Linked DNA regions of Mus musculus: regions 1, 2 and 4 are each linked to region 3. The links are chromatin loops, found by intact Hi-C in ENCODE. Cell type or tissue: left cerebral cortex. All regions are shown on one strand. Each heading gives the region's core, and the rest is flanking DNA. Links, peaks and the distances in the headings are about the cores only. Region 1 overlaps Tspan5 (tetraspanin 5). Region 2 has its middle 12 kb from the start of Stpg2. Region 3 has its middle 160 kb from the start of Tspan5. Region 4 holds the start of Eif4e (eukaryotic translation initiation factor 4E).

Evidence for each region. Hi-C counts contacts between places; a loop is a spot of excess contacts. Peaks named below come from ENCODE experiments on the same cell type or tissue, not always from the same donor. Only the 100,000 strongest peaks of a DNase experiment are listed, where the experiment ranks them.
Region 1: it touches region 3 in a loop (2.2-fold over the local background); 6 of 42 quality-filtered maps call a loop at or near these places.
Region 2: a loop joins it to region 3, with 3 times the contacts of the local background. A loop is called at or near these places in 7 of 42 quality-filtered maps.
Region 4: it touches region 3 in a loop (2.1-fold over the local background); 4 of 42 quality-filtered maps call a loop at or near these places.

What each region holds. Positions count from the first base shown.
Region 1 is chr3:138,799,472-138,803,389 of GRCm38, reverse strand. All of the region lies in intron 1 of Tspan5 (tetraspanin 5), which reads right to left. Among named protein-coding and RNA genes, the nearest start is that of Tspan5, 59 kb to the right of the region's middle. In left cerebral cortex, for the core only: no CTCF peak of the experiment used is centred there; DNase peaks (open chromatin) are centred at 1,039 and 2,187; H3K4me3 peaks cover 477 bases; H3K27ac peaks cover 2,364 bases.
Region 2 is chr3:139,192,365-139,196,282 of GRCm38, reverse strand. It overlaps the pseudogene Gm4862. Among named protein-coding and RNA genes, the nearest start is that of Stpg2, 12 kb to the left of the region's middle. In left cerebral cortex, for the core only: a CTCF peak has its summit at 2,161 (motif pointing right); no DNase peak of the experiment used is centred there.
Region 3 is chr3:138,904,710-138,908,627 of GRCm38, reverse strand. No RefSeq gene overlaps it. Among named protein-coding and RNA genes, the nearest start is that of Tspan5, 160 kb to the right of the region's middle. In left cerebral cortex, for the core only: a CTCF peak has its summit at 2,082 (motif pointing right); DNase peaks (open chromatin) are centred at 1,695, 2,077 and 2,787; H3K27ac peaks cover 471 bases.
Region 4 is chr3:138,525,186-138,529,103 of GRCm38, reverse strand. Eif4e (eukaryotic translation initiation factor 4E) reads right to left here and starts at 2,913. Exons shown (of 8, transcript NM_007917.4): 1 at 2,810-2,913; 2 at 1,790-1,836. The coding sequence starts at 1,807. It overlaps Mir1956 (microRNA 1956), which reads right to left and starts at 2,683; the gene lies at 2,619-2,683. In left cerebral cortex, for the core only: a CTCF peak has its summit at 1,926; DNase peaks (open chromatin) are centred at 1,022 and 1,886; H3K4me3 peaks cover 2,273 bases; H3K27ac peaks cover 1,710 bases.

The DNA of each region.
Region 1 (3,918 bases), core at 741-3,240, 110 kb after region 3:
GAACTCTGCAGTACGCAGGACAGGTACAGTACAGAAGCACCCCGGTGCTCTGACATGGGCCATAAGCTTTCTAGTCCTCTGCAGTGTCCTCCCGCAGGTGATCCTATGCTCATACGGTGGGGATCCGATGCAAGGCCTCAAGGCATGCAGCACCACCGCCATGCCCTCACCACGCCCTTTGCCAGCCATCCTGTCTTGTCCTGTCGCTCAGCCTGCTCCTGCCTACTCTGCAGACTGGTTAGTCTATCTCAGTCCTTTGAGAGACCCTTTATTTTCCTGTTTTGTGAAACCAGTATGTCTCAAAAAGTTAAAAAGGAATTAACTTCCTCGTGGGCCCACAGGATGAAAGAGGTAAAGAGGCGTTCTGTCTCCTAAGACTTTGCTGAGCCTTTTTAAAAAAAAACGAGCCAAATGCGCCAATGTCACACGACTGCAGAGGATCACAGGAATCTGTCCCTGCCATATGTCTCGCCGAGCAAAGAAAGGGCAGCGTTGGTGTTAACTTCAATTTTCCAAAAATGCTACAGCCCCGCGCTTCACTCTCCAAGCCTGTCATTTCTTAAGACGAACCTTGGGGTTGCCGGCTGCCAACTTTCACAGACTCCCTTCTCCTGCCTCTTGCTTTGAATATGTTTAATATAGTCTCTTCTCTCTTTCCACGGGCCTCCCATTTATTTCTGTTTACTGATATGAAAAATCTTACATATTTCCTATCCTTCCCAGTACTCGGAAATAAAGAACAGAGCAGATTAAACAAAGGAGAAGTGGAAAGCAAATAAAATCCAGTTATGCTTAGATTCAGTCCCCTGAGGCATCTTGATGTGCCCTAAAGGGCTTCAAGGAGGGAAGCCACGGCTTTACCTTGGTACATGGGCCCCTAAAAGATGCAAATACTGTCTCTCTAATATGAGCTCTCAGATAAGGTCACTGAGTGTGTCATCAGTCACAGTTTACACTCGTGGAGAGCTTTGTTTTCTAAAGATGTCTTCATGTCTGTCACGTGCCATACCATTCTTCGGGTGAGAAGATAGATTACAAACTGTAGACGGTGCCTAGAAAGTACCGTGACATTGTTCCCGTGGGAAAGCAGATCCAGGACAGGTAGAGTGATGTAAGAAGGCAGCGCTGTTGAGACTAGAGTCACACCCCAGGACCCTCTCAATGTTCCCAACATAGGAAGAGAGTTTCCCAGGATCGACACGGGCTGCAACCCAGACCCAAGTCATCTTTAGCACCAGACAGCTGTACACCAGAACACCAAGTTCCCGCATAGCAAGCAGAGCCAGCAAGCTGGAATAAACACACCTCACTCGCTTCACTGTATTTTAGGGTCAACTAGGCTCCTGGAAGTAAGCTCAATCCTGCTCCCAATGCGGCTGAGCCCCCAAAGGTGGGTGCTTACAGGCAGGGTCACCGCCTCAGCACAGAGGCCGGAAACACTCTGGCTTTCTTTCACTTATGGCTCTGACGATGGCTCTACCAGACAAAGGAAGAGAAAGCATCATTACCAGACAACTTAATTCCCTATAAACACCAATTTTCTGTAATTGGCCAGGGGGTGAGGGGTGTCTTTCTTGCTCCTTGGCAGGATTTCTTCGCATTTGCTGGATAATTGTTTCCTTTCTCCCACTGCCTAGATCTGCACCCAGGGACCAGGCTGCTGGCCACTTATAGGGCACCAGAAATAAGTCCGAAGCTGGAACACCAATAATACAATTAAGCTTTTAAAAAATACTTATCATGATCCCCCAAAATTTCATCACTTTGTGATAAGTATAGATAGGAGTTTTCTTATTTGTAGAGCAGAACAAAATACAGTGCATGTCTCATCAGATGGGACAATATTGCTTGCTACCGATGTGTGGAGGGGATATCACTGTGGGAGCCCCCCCCCCACCTTCTACTCACCCCCCACGCCTTTCCTACCGACCTGCCAAGTTATTTCAATAGCACATCAAGCTCCATTTCCACAGTCAAATCTCCTCCCTGTGTCTGCAATCACAGGTAATGAGCCTCCAGTGAGCGCATTTACTCGGAGCCTGGCAGCCATGGTCTGTGATTCTAGTCACATGCCTGTGTATTAAACTGACGTGCAGAGCAAACCAGGAAATGAAGGGACACTGTCCCCATCTCAAAAAGGCTGTGCTGCTAACAAAGCAGCACCTGTGACTGCAAATTATTCTGGCCTTGTTCCCTCCGCGTCCCCTGGATTTATAAAATGAACAGGGCGTTACCAGACATCACAAGGCGTTACCAGGCAGTCGGCTCGGCTCCACGGCAGCTGGTCCAAAGCCAGCTTCCCAACAGAGAAGGGTTTACAAAGGCCTACCACACTCCCTCATCACATCTAATGTTCTAGACATCCCTCTGCAGTGATTACTTGCCCTCTGGCTGTGACAAAGTACCTGATAAAGCAACTTAAGGAAGGGGGCCCTTATTTTGGCTCACAGATACTGGGTGATGTCCATTCTATCAGAGAGTCACAGCGGCAGAAGCCCGAGGCAGCTGGCCTGGTTGCATCTGCTGTCAGGAAGCATAAAGAGACTTGCTCCCTCTCAGTTCACGGTCTCCTTTTTATTGACTGTTAGGTGGGTCTTCCCATCTTAGTAAACCTCACCCAGAAAACCCCTCACAGACACACCCAGAGATTTGTCGCCTAGGCGACCGTAAACCTCATGGAAGTTGACATGGCTAAGTATCACACCCTGTGAAATGGCATTCTCAACTCAGAGCTGAGTTCCTCAAGCTCACAAAATAAGCTATCTCCCCAAAAACAGAGGGTTCCTCAGGGCCCTGATGGGCAGAACACCCAAGCCTCCTGACCTACACCACATCCCCAAGAGGGCCCGGGCTCCATCAGCCCAGATGTCAGCACTGAGGGGGTTAAAGGTGATCGTCAAGAAGCTGGGCCAGAACTGCCTGTTCTTTCTGATCTGCTTTTTCTAGGAAAAGGGCAAGTCCAGGCCACCAACCGTAGGGTAGACCACATACAGCCTGGCCCTAGACCCGAACACACTATCACACCCCAGTCCCCTCCCCTCAAAAACTCAATAGCCCACTTTAATGCACACTCAGTCCTAAGCATGCAAAAGACTGGTACCTTCAGAAACATAATTACCTTTTATTATTTTAGATTTGTTGTGACGACAGATCACTGTGAAATTTTGAGGTCTTAGACCATGAGTTTAAGTAGCTGACTCCACAGGACCTGGAGGAGGAGGAGCGAGGGGGCGGGGGGGGGGAGGATAAAGAATAGGCGCTACCACACGGGACACAGGTGGGTGACACCAGATTTCCAAACCCAAAGTGCTTATCAAGTAGCAATTTGCTCCCACACTTCACTACCCTCGCTCTGGGCAGGCAGGCACCCGCATTCTGTCCTACCCAGTTTCTGCCATGCACAGTATGCTTTCTCTTCATTGGGTCTGCCTGCAAAGGACCGGGAGCCCATGTTCTAAGTTCAAAGGCAGAAGGGACGGGAACTGCAGGCTGATTTAACATAAAAGAATCAGGACAACAGGAAAGGACAAAGGAGTATGCCAAAAACAGAGCTCTCTTCTGCTGTTATTTATACTTTTGAAACAATGTAAGTATGAAGCTTGCCAAAGAGGTACAGGAAAATCCTGGGAAAACATGCACTTTAAAATGGTCTCCAAAGCCCTCTGAAAATAATAGAATCCAGAAGTTTGTTTAGAGAGAATTAAAATGGAGTGATAGCCTGAGCATATGAACAGTTCCCCGTTTTGCACAGATTATAATCTAAAACGTCACTTTTACATGCTTTGAAACTTGAACTCCTTCCTACCGATAAAAAAAGCTATAATTGATAACAAAATTTATAAGGAGTTGCCTTACATTTAAACATGAGCCTTTAAAAAAATACTTTGATATACAACTCACTTAAAATCCACTCCTGTT
Region 2 (3,918 bases), core at 634-3,133, 290 kb before region 3:
ATATGTCTTATGCATTTAACTAAGTAGCTGCACTTTTTTTTTGTTTTACAAAGCTAATTCTTTTAAAACAATTTAACATTTGACAAGAACTGTGATGCACTTGCACAGCTGGGTTGTTTGTCTTTTTCTGTTTCTTATTTTTGTTGTTTTTGTTTTTTAGGTGCCCAAATTTATCTAGGTTAGCTTCAACCTATAAGGTTTTTCTGTTTGTTTGTTTGTTTGTTTGTTTGTTTGTTTGTTTGGGTTTGGATGGAGGTGTGTGGATTAAGACAGTCTCTCTTTGTAGATCTGACTGGCCTGGAACTTACTGTGTAGACCAGGTTGGCCTGAAACTCAGAGACGCACCTGTCTCTGGAGTACAAGGATTAAAGACATGAGCGTCCACACCTGGCTGCCTAAGTTTTCTTTCTTTCTTTCTTTCTTTCTTTCTTTCTTTCTTTCTTTCTTTCTTCCTTCCTTCCTTCCTTCCTTCCTTTCTTTCTTTCTTTCTTTCTTTCTTTTTGTAAACAATCTTTTTATTAGATATTTTCTTCATTTACAATTCAAAAGCTATCCCGAAAGTCCCCTATACCCTGCCCCTGCCCTGCTCCCCAACCCACCCACTCCCGCTTACTGGCCCTGCTGTTCCCCTGTACTGGGGCATAGAATCTTTGCAAGACCAAGGGCCTCTCCTCCCAATGGTGGTCGATTTGGCCATCTGCTACATATGCAGCTAGAGACTTGAGCTCAGGAGGTACTGGTTAGTTCATATTGCTGTTCCTCCTATAGGGTTACAGACCCCTTCAGCTCCTTGGGTACTTTCTCTAGCTCCTCCATTGGGGGCCCTGTGTTCCATCCAATAGATGACTGTGAGCATCCACTTCTGTATTTGCCAGACACTGGCATAGCCTCACAAGAGAAAGCTATATCAGGGTCATATCAGCAAAATTTTGCTGGCATATGCAGTAGTGTCTGGGTTTGGTGGCTGATTATGGGATGGATCCCCAGATGGGGCAGTCTCTGCGTAGTCCTTCCTTCCATCTCAGCTCCAAACTTTGTCTCTGTAACTCCTTACATGGGTATTTTGTTCCCCATTCTAAGGAGGGACAAAGTATCCACACTTTGGTCTTCCTTCTTCTTGAGTTTCGTGTGTTTTGCAAATTATATCTTGAGTATTCTAAGTTTCTGGGCTAATATGTTCATAGCAGCCTTATTTATAATAGCTAGAAGCTGGAAAGAACCCAGATGTCCCTCAATAGAGGAATGGATCCAGAAAATGTGTTACATTTACACAATGGAGTACTACTCAGCTATTAAAAACAATGAATTTATGAAATTCTTAGGCAAATGGACGGATCTGGAGGGTATCATCCTGAGTGAGGTAACCCAATCACAAAAGAACTCACATGATATGCACTCACTGATAATTGGATATGTTTTCTTTCTTTAAACATGAAAACCAGGTTTTCAGAAGTAATCAAACAAGTCTAAATGTAAACGAATCCGTGCCTAGACAAAGGACCAAAGCTTTATGTCGATTTTAGATGCTAGAAAAATAAAAATAAAAGTCCCCCCCCCCGTTTCTCCTAATGTAACCAAATAACAATTTTTCTCCTCCTGTAAAACACAAACAAAACTGATTCTAGTGGTCTCAGGAAATGGCCTGTAGTGGTCATGTGGTAGCCTAGTCAAGGTAAGGAAGTCAAAGACCTCAACCACACAGCTGTCTTCTTCCCTGTCCACCATGAGCCACCAAGAATCTCACTACCTAGTGATCTTCATCGCACAGTCTTATTACTACTTTACATGAATACAATCCAGAGAATAGGTGGATTCACACTCAATAAAGCACATCTTAGAAATACCTAGAATGTATACACTAATACACACTAATTCCTAGGGACTAGAATACACTCTTGCAGAAATGGCTTCTAATTCTGTTTTCATTTTTGTGCTTGTGGGTTTTGTTTGTTTGTTTTTTAGTTTTATAAACTTTATCATAAAAAAACTTGAAAATAAAGGAAAAAAACACCCAAAAAAGCTAATCACACCCTAAATTTATACTATACACCAGACAAATAAATTTCTAGATTTGTTGTAAACATTTAATATTCTACAAACTTAAACACTCTTTAAAACCCACAAGGATTTTTTTTTTTTTAGTAAAGATCACTAGGTGGCACAATTTCACCAGTTTAGGCTAATAAATTTTCTCTGTCTTATTAAGTTTATATAAAATAACCTAGATTTTATAATTCCATCTAAGCAATTGAAATTTATATAATATTTTTGCAAGCTATCAAGGACACATAAAGATCCTGTCTCACAAAGAACAAGAACAGCAAATGCTTTCTAAAGCAGCATTGCCCATTCTTGTGACCTATGTGATTTCCACACTGGCTTACAAGGCTAGGAAGGTACAGAATGCGAACATGCCGTCCACCAACTGCATCCTCAGATACTTGCCAACCCTCGGATCTGGGCGTGGCTTTATGAACAAGGGAATGTGTGGTCAAACCATTGGTTCTGATGAGTGCATTAACCTCACTTAAATGATGCAGAAGAGATTCCATGGAAAACAAAGTCAAGAAAACAACTGCACTGGCTCGTGCTAAGAAGAAAGTATTTCTCTGCTCTAACGAGATTCCTATTGGAACTAATCGAAGGACTGAGAGGTTGAGAACACACTACAGGGAATATGATTCCTTTTTCCTCAGCCCTTGTGCTTACCAAGTAACAGCAAACACTGTCATATTGTTTTTAACACAAATTTTTAAAATGTAGGGGTTAAAGAGATGGTTCAATGGTTAAACAAGCACTCGCTGTTCTTGCAAAGAACCTAGGTTCCATTCCCAGCACCCATATGGCAGATCACATCCATCTGTAATTCCATTTGCCCCTCTTCTGACCTCTCTCTGACACCGTGCATGCACATAGTATATAGAAAAATATGCAGGCAAGGCACTCATAGACATACAAGTAAATATATCTATAAAATAAATAAAAATAGTGAAGTTAGTTTTAATTTTTTAAAGTAATTGACAATATATTTCAAATACTCCTTGTTTGATATGCTTATTCTTGAATATAAAAATGGCAACTCTAAAACCAGATGAATAATTGAAATAATAAAAAACAGACTTCTTTGTAAGACATAAGAGTTTATTAACTGTTAATTTGAATCAACTATACATTTTAATAATATTGACATATCATAAAGACTATAATGTAATGATGCGGAATAGTGGCACCATTGATAAATGCTTAAAATGAGGTATTAGGAGTAAGAGCCTAGAAGTCTGAATTATTTTTGCCTTACTGCATAAGATGGCTATACCAAATGTGACCTAAATTTTCTCATATTTAAAAATTAAAAAGAAATAGTGCCTAGACAATGGAAAATAATAGAGGTTGACCAGATTTCATATCCATTTAACCTTTAAGTTGTTATAAGTATCATGTTTGTAGGAAAAGTCCCAGATCTGTCTAATGTGTTCACTATCACTTCATTTCTTGGAAGTATTTATAGTTCAGAAAGTTTAACTGCTCTTAGGCTTCATTTTGGCACATAAAGTAGTTATCAACCAAATAAGGGGGCAGTATACCTCACCTGGACCAAATTCTGCCCTGCCTCCAGCTCCTGATATGATCCTTCCTAATGGCCACTGGTGAACACTATCAGCTGCGATAGTCAACACTGCTAGGTCCTTGATGGTAATGTTCTTAGAGACCAAGTCAACTTAGATAGATACTCTGGCCTCTTGAAAAATTCTCCTGTTCTGAAGAAAGTCCTTACCTAGCACAAAGGATACTGATTCTGAAAGGTCACCTATGAAGAGGGGAATGGGGACAGTTACAGTGTGTTATGAACTAGGATTTTCAAGCCACACTAGACAATAATAAAAAGATAGACTGTCCTTACATCCCAGACCACTACAC
Region 3 (3,918 bases), core at 767-3,266:
GCCTTCATTGCGAAGGAAATCACAACTGCCTGCCCATTGGTTCCAGTTTTACCTTCCCATGCTGGGTCCCCTACAACCCTTCCCTGGCCACACCTTCCCTTCCTGCCCGGAGTCTGGAAATCATAAGCTCCTCCTCCCGCCCCTGCCCCAGGTCTTATCTCATAGACCTCTTCCTTCTTGGAGCCTTTAGCAGTGGTTCTCAACCTGGGGTGTAAAGACCCCTTAGGGGGTCACGTATTGGGTGTTCTGCATATCAGATACTTACATTGTGATTCGTAACAACAGAATCAGAGTTATGAAGTAGCAAGGAAATAATGTAATGTTTGGCGTCACCACAGCATGAGGAGCTGTGTTAAAGGGCTGAAGTATTAGGAAGGCTGAGAGCCACTGCTGGCTTATTTGCCCCTGGAAAAATGGTAGTTCAACTCTTAACAAGTTTAAGACTTTTGGCCTGGGGTAATTCCACTTTGGTTTACAGTTCTGAAACTTTCCTGAGAGCCTGCAGCAGTGCCTGGAGTAGAATATACTTATACAACCATACGCTGTGGGGTCAAGGGACAGATGGGTTGTTGGCCCCAGTGGCTGCTTGCAACTGTTAGGGAACTACTGGGTTGTTTTGGTGACAACACAAGGAGACTGCAGAAGGCACCGATCATTTTATGGATGCGATCTTAATCATTGTAGCAGGTGGCTTTTAAGATTAAATACAGAATGCACTGCCATGATCTTAAATATAATAATGCATTCTTTATTTAACATACCCCAGAAAAGGTGGCAAGACTGGCCAGGCATAGTGGTGCACACCAGTGATTCCAGTACTTGGGAAGTGGAAGCCAGGGGAATGAGTTCAAATGCAGCATGAGTTACACAGCAAGCTGAAAGCTAACTAACCCAAGATATACACCAAGAGCCTATCTTAACAAAACTGGGACTCAGCAAGACATTACAAGAGCAGAAAGCAGACTGTTGTCATATACCGCACAGTGGTCAGCTGCCTCCAGTCAGCTGATGAGAACCTCAGGCTAGCTTCCTATCAGGAGGGTTCCCTGCACTCCGTGGACCTGAGTTTGAATCTCAGGGAATATAATATTGAAAGACACAGTTGAACCCATGATAAACTCCTAACATGTATAAGCCATGGTTTCTCCCGTCTCTAAAATCAAAGGTTGTAGCGAGAAGGTCTGAGCTTGTTGGCACAGCTCTTGGAAGCTTGATACAGGGAGATTGCTCCAAGTTTGAAGGCAGCCCGAGATACAGAACAAGGACTATCAGGCCTGTTGGAGCTAATTGATAACCTTTTGTGTTAAAGCAAAAGACCAAAACAAGATAGAAATCTTTGACCATTTCCGAAAAAGGAGATAGTAATTCTCAAATCAAAGCTAACACCACTAGATTCTCAATCAGTCTTGTTTTAACGGGAAGTCCAGGAAAGTCTGCTCCCTTTGTCCTGTACAGTCAGTGTTGAAGACCAGAGGTGCGGCTTAGGACCTGGATCATGGCTCACACAAACCCCTCCAGTGGGGATTCTATGCTCTGAGAGGGGATGCCGTTTATCATACCACCCCCACTAGGATGATAGGTGCCTGGAAGACATAGCACCCCCAGAGTGGCTGGTGAACACTTGGTGGCAGTGAATATCATCTTCTAGAAACTGCATCTGAGACGATACAGGAGGCAGGGCCAGCTTCCACCAGGCCTGCCAAACCCTGCTGCAACAAGGTAATAAAACGCCAGTGGCAAGATCAGCACCTAGATATTGATGAGAACAAGATGTCCCGTGCCTGGGTTCCCAGAACGAGACCCAGCTTTCAGGACTGTGAAGTAGGAACGCACCTACTCTTATTAAACACCTGCCCTCGGCCCATATCCATTTCCCAACGCAGATATTGATGAGAACAAGATGTCCCGTGCCTGGGTTCCCAGAACGAGACCCAGCTTTCAGGACTGTGAAGTAGGAAAGCACCTACTCTTATTAAACACCTGCCCTCGGCCCATATCCATTTCCCAACGCTGGAATGCGGCTTGCATCCATCCGCAAGGAACCTCCCTTCCAACACCAGCCAGCTGTGGTTCTCCGTGGCTGACACTAGAGGGCAGGCCACTAAAACTTTCCTGTCCTAATCGGCCCAGAAGTTCTTGGAGGTGAGGACCACATGGGTCGTTTGTTTTGCTGGACACTGGTTCTTTGTGGAACTCATGCATACCTTGTAAAACTATGTCTCCACCCGCTCTCTGACTTTTAAAGTACATTTACTTTAGCCCTTGTTTCTAGAAGTGGAGATGAAGGACCAGGGTGTCTAGCTCGGTCTAACTGGGAGGGGATGGCTCAACCTTGGGACAAAGGAAGCTGCAGGCCTCCAGAGGGAACCAATTAATTCCGAAAACCAAGAATGTCTTAAAAGCCACACTGTAATAGATTCTGCTGCTATGGCAAGTCTCTCAAAAATAAAATAAAATAATAAAATTAAAGGCTAGGGGAACATTAAGATGGTTTTGGTATCTTTAGAGTTTAGTTTCTGTCCCCTGCTTCCTGGATCCAAACATCTGATAACTGTGCCCCTAGTCATGTTTCCACTCTAAGTCACAACTCAGCCCTGCCTACAGCTACATTTGCTGTACATTAGTCTCCACTTGCTGACAGTGTCTCACAATTACCGTTCCCTGCTCCAGCTTCCTGGCCACAGTAGCCAGAGTTTATGGAGAAGTTCCCAGTCCTTCCTTGGAGGTCTGCACAGATTTCCCAAGAGAAGGAGCAAGCACCAATGTATAAATGGCAAAGCTTGCTGGGGAAGGCCTGCCAGGTCACTGGGCTCCGACCCCCATTGTTCGCCCACTGGCTTCCCAGGGCTCTTCTCCAAGAGAGCCGGAAACAGGCGCGCTGGGAGAGCCACACGCTGCAAAATGATTCCATTCCTGCCCACACAAACACCAGTCCAGAGTGAGCCAAGGCCTTTCCGAAGAAGCAAAAGCTTAGACCAGAGTAACTTCTAAGATGCTCCTGGAGGGGAGTCAGCCTGGGACCTGGGGCAGGAAGCGAACCCACAGAAATGTCAAGGGGGCTATACCCTGGGAAAAGAAACAGGAGTTTTCATCCACTCTCTGATGAGAAGTTCTGGTTTTTACTGTTCTTTTTTATGAATAGTAATTTTTAAGTATATATTACAGAAGCAATCTTTGTGGGAACCAGTAAACAATAGAAATTTTTTTTAAAAATGGTAATTTTCCCCAAAGTCCATGGTCTTTGCAAGGACAAAACTTCTGCTAGTTTTGAGCCTTGTAAACAAAGCACCATTGTAACTATAACCGCTCTGCTGCTGGCCACAGCATGGAGGGAATAACCAGGCCCCACAGCATCAGGTAAAGAGACATCAACAGGGCTTGCCCATCTTCAGTCCCCGACAAGTTTCTTTAAAATCAAAATAGGTCTGCTTTCTGTATCTGCTTTTCTTGAGGCCTTTCTCAAGTCTTAGGACACACTGTCCTGCCTGGTCTTAAAAGTGCTATGTGAAATGGAAGCTTTTCCTTACATTTGTTCTTAAAAAGTATCCTTCAGTAACACTTCACAAGAGAAAGACACTTACGCTGGTATTTTCCAGCAGGTTAACATGACAGTTTCCAGGGGCTGCTGGCAATTACTTTCTTATAAAAGCTGTAACTTTTATCTAGGTCCACTGTGTATTAAATGTTCATAAAGCTTAAGCATATATATGTATATGTGTACGTGTATATGTACACACACACACACACACACCAGAATGGCAGGGTCAGGGTCTGGGATCTGTGTTTTGTAATGTTCCCAAGGCATCTGAAACAAATAGAGGACAGTCCTTGAGACAGAGAACACCTACTTGCTGTGTCTGCCCACGTTTAGCAACTCAGAGGCTTAGCCCCTTACATCCACAAATTTCCCCTCCCTTC
Region 4 (3,918 bases), core at 714-3,213, 380 kb after region 3:
CTCAGAACAAAATCCAATGACTACATTGTGGCTTTAGCACAATCCAAGACTTAAGTGGAACTGAGATGTCATAGAACACATTGCTGTTTATTGCTTAGCTTTGCCTCTATTATTATCTGTAATATTTTCCTCTAACACTGGTAGAGAAAAGTAGAAGATTCAATCAGGAGACAGGAGAACTTGTCAAGAGTCTAGGTTACATTTAAATGCTTCCCCTCTTGCTCTTACATTGATATTCTAAAGTTAATTTCACCAACAACTTATGATGCAGTTTTGCAAAATGCCAGGAAAACTGATGTCAATAAAGAACAAGTAAATCATGTCTCCACTCCCAAAAAGTTGTCTTGAATTTTGCCAAGATAAGGCCATTTTGCAAACATATCAAATTATTCATATTCAGTCTATCGGTGAGTTTTAAAACATCTGGCAAAGGTGTTCTACAGAGGTTTCTGGTTGCTAGTCTATGCCTTTATGCGCCTGAGACTTTCACACATGTGTGACATTCCTTAAAAAAAAAAAAAAAAACCTGCGATGGATGGCCAGTGAGCCAGCTGCTGGCAAACCCAAACCATGACAGAAGAAAAAAAAAAAAAAAAAATCACCACCTTCGGGCTACCGGAGTTACGCCGTGATGCTCTATGTGCATCTTGCTTCAATTAATTTCAAAATAGCGCTTTCATTAAGAGGGAAGCAGTATAAAGTTAAGAAGGAAACATCAAATGGAAAAGCAAATGCTGATGAGCTTAAGTGATGGTTCGAGAAAAGCGCCTGAATCTCGATCCTCGGGACTCTAAAAGCTGTCCTCTGACCTCCACTCGCAAGTCGCGGCTCGCGCCACTGCCCCCACCATGCTTTAAAAAAAAATGTTTTTTCTTTTAATTTAAGAAAAGGTAATCTTGAAAGTTCCTATTTCTAAAATTAAGTGTTCGTTGGCTATCTCCCAGACGATCTGGTGGTGGCTTAAGAGCGGAAGAATCTACCCGGTCCTCGGAGGCGTGCGCGCTGCGCCCCGAGGATGAATGAATGGAAAGCCCGGCGCGTGTGAAATGCAGGTCTCCGGCCAGCCGACCCGCGGCGGCGATCTGTAGGCCTCGCTCCTCCCCCTTCCCTCCTCCATGACAGCCCCGTCCCGGCGTGGAGGGGCCAGGACAATGTGATCCCCACCTCAGCCGGCCCCTGTCCCCGGCGCCGGGAGGTGCGCGACACGACCCCTGAGCATGCTCCCCTACTCAACGCCACGGCCCCCGGCTCCCCGCGGGACGCGCCCGCCCAGCTCCCGCGCGCCCACCGGTGGGCTCCGCCAGCCCACCCTCCTCCGCAGCTCCAGAGCGCGGCCCGCACGAGGACCCCCGGCGGCGGGTCGCCGGCGACGGCGAGGCGCCGCTGCCTCGGGCTCCCTCTCCGGCTCTCTCGGGCCGGCTCGCCGCCCACCAGCCACGGTGCCCGCTAGGAGCCGCCCGCCCCACGCCCCCCCGAGACCCCGGGACCCCACGCCGATCCCCGCGCCCGTGTCCCGAGCCGCCCTCCGCCCGCCGCATCGCGGCCCCGCGCGGCGCCCCTCCCCCCACCGCCCCGGTGCCCGGGCCCCCACACGGCGTGTGCGCTCCACGCTGCCGCCGCCAGCCTCCCGGCGCCGAGGCTGCCCGCCGAAGGTCAGGCCGGGGGCGGGCAGGGACCGGACGCGGCGGGAGGCGCCGTGCGCGCCGGTAACGCCGTCCTGCGGGAGTCCCTGAGCGGAGGAAGCCGGAGCGCGGGGAGCTCGGGGGTGGGGGCCGAAGGCAATACTCACCGGTTCCACAGTCGCCATCTTAGATCGATCTGATCGCACAACCGCTCCTGAAGGGGGGGCGAGAGGAAAAAAATGAGATTCAAACCGGATTGGCCGGCTCCTGCCCACGTGACGGACGTGTCCGTTTGGCCCTAGCGGCGCCTGCGCAAGACTGCAGCTGCTTGGGGAAGGAGAGGCTTCTGGGAAGTGGAGTCTTTTTTTTTTTTTTTTTTTTTTTTTTTCTTAAGGCAAGAAGTTTTTTTTTTTCTTCCAAAAAAAAAAAAAGTGATCACGTGGTCGCTGGCGAGGGTGCGTGGCTCCCGGCGCCGCGGGCGCTTCCTGCCGAGTTGGATTTAGGCCTCTGCTGGGCAGCGGGCAGAGCTCCGGTTGCACTCACTGCGGGGCATTCCTGCTGTGCCTTCTGTCGCCCAGTCCTCCCATCTTTCCTAGAAGGTTGAGAACTGCAGGCTCAGCACACGCAAGAAGGCTTCATTTGCTTAGCTGAGGTCCTAAGACAAGTTGCTTTTTATTTAGTTTTTCTTTTCGCCTCCCACCATTTTCTCTTGGTTTCTGAAAGAGGCGGCGATGGAGAGTCGTTGATGTGGTCTGCGTCTCCCCAGTCCCCGGTCCACTAACGCGGGTGGTCCCTTGCTACCATCGCTGCCCAAGCGGGTGGGCGGGCTTGCCCCACGGTACCCTCTCACTCGTTTGGGGAAGGGGAGTGCACGCGTCGGCTTTTCCTGTTCCCAGTCCTGAGATGAAGGCGTCAGGGGTGAATCTTGCTGGACGTGAAAGTTTGGAAGTTCTGTCCAATCGGTTCCAGTATTCTGCTTGGACGTGGACGGAAATAGCCTACGTCCAGGTGCCAGCCAGGGAAGCCACTCGGGGCTCCGCTGACTCAGCCCTGGACTGAAGGTCAGGAGTCGTTAAACCGGGTCAACTATGACTCTTGACGTTGACTCATACTCCTTAGGCGAGTGACTTAATACGCTCAGTGCCTCAACTTTTTCATTTATGAACCAAAGATGATAATACACTTACCTCACAAGGGTGTGCTGTGGTAAGGACTGTAACCAGCTTTGAAAACGCTTCGGAATCTAGAAGCAAGCGCGTGCCTTCCTTAAGGACCAGCTCCCTCCGCCTCCGCTGCTGTTTTAGCAATCTTGCTTCTTGACCCTGGGTCTTTTGAAGCGCAGGATGGCCTTGAACTTGAGGTATAGGGGAGGATGGCCTTGAACTGTCGATCCTCCTGCTTCCACCTCCCCCCCACAAAGTATCGGGATTACTGGCGCGTGCTGGGCGTGGGGGTGGGTTGGGAGAGCACTTTTTTGCTGAGATAGGGATGGAACTCAGGGCTTCCTGAGCGCTAGGCAAGCACTCTACCAACTGAGCTATATCCCCAAGCCTTAACAGTGTCTTAAAATTTTCTTTTCTTTACTTTGTTGCGTACACCGATGCAGTTTTAAAGGGAATGTAGCTGCTCTCAACAGAAACTTCGTGTTCATGAACTTATGTTCATAACAACTAACAAACAGAACTGGCATGCTACATTTTCTTCTAAGTTACCAGGCCGTCAAAGCACTGTTGGGTAAAGTTCCTAATGAGGGAGCCAGGATCTCATGGCTTCCACGCAGCTTAAAAATGTTACCGCCAGGAAAAGCAGTGTAAGCAGGCTATCTCGTGTCTGCCTCTCCATGGCATTGCTGTTGTCCAGAGCTGTGTCATAGCTATTATTGAGTACATAATGGATGCTTGGGTTGACTAACACATAATTGAGGCTGTGTAAGAACTCAAAGCCAGTGCCTGCTCGTGTTTTTGTTTACCAGGATGGCAGAAGTGATTTTAAACGAAAGCTTCTGTTTAAGTTGGCGTGAGTAGATTCTCAAGTAGACATAGCTCTATGAACTAAACACATAGGTGAATTTCTATGTACAAATCTGTTAACACTAACCAAAGTAATTATAATTGACCCCTTATTTTCTGTTGTCTGTAAAGTGATGTCTGGTTAATTTCTATGAGAAGACAGCATTAGGGTGCTGAGTTGTAGCTCAGTTGATAGAGTGTTCATCCAGCCTAGATTCCCCCCAACACCACATAAACCCAGCATGCTGGAGGATCAGGACTTTAAATTCAGTGACATGGCAAGTTCT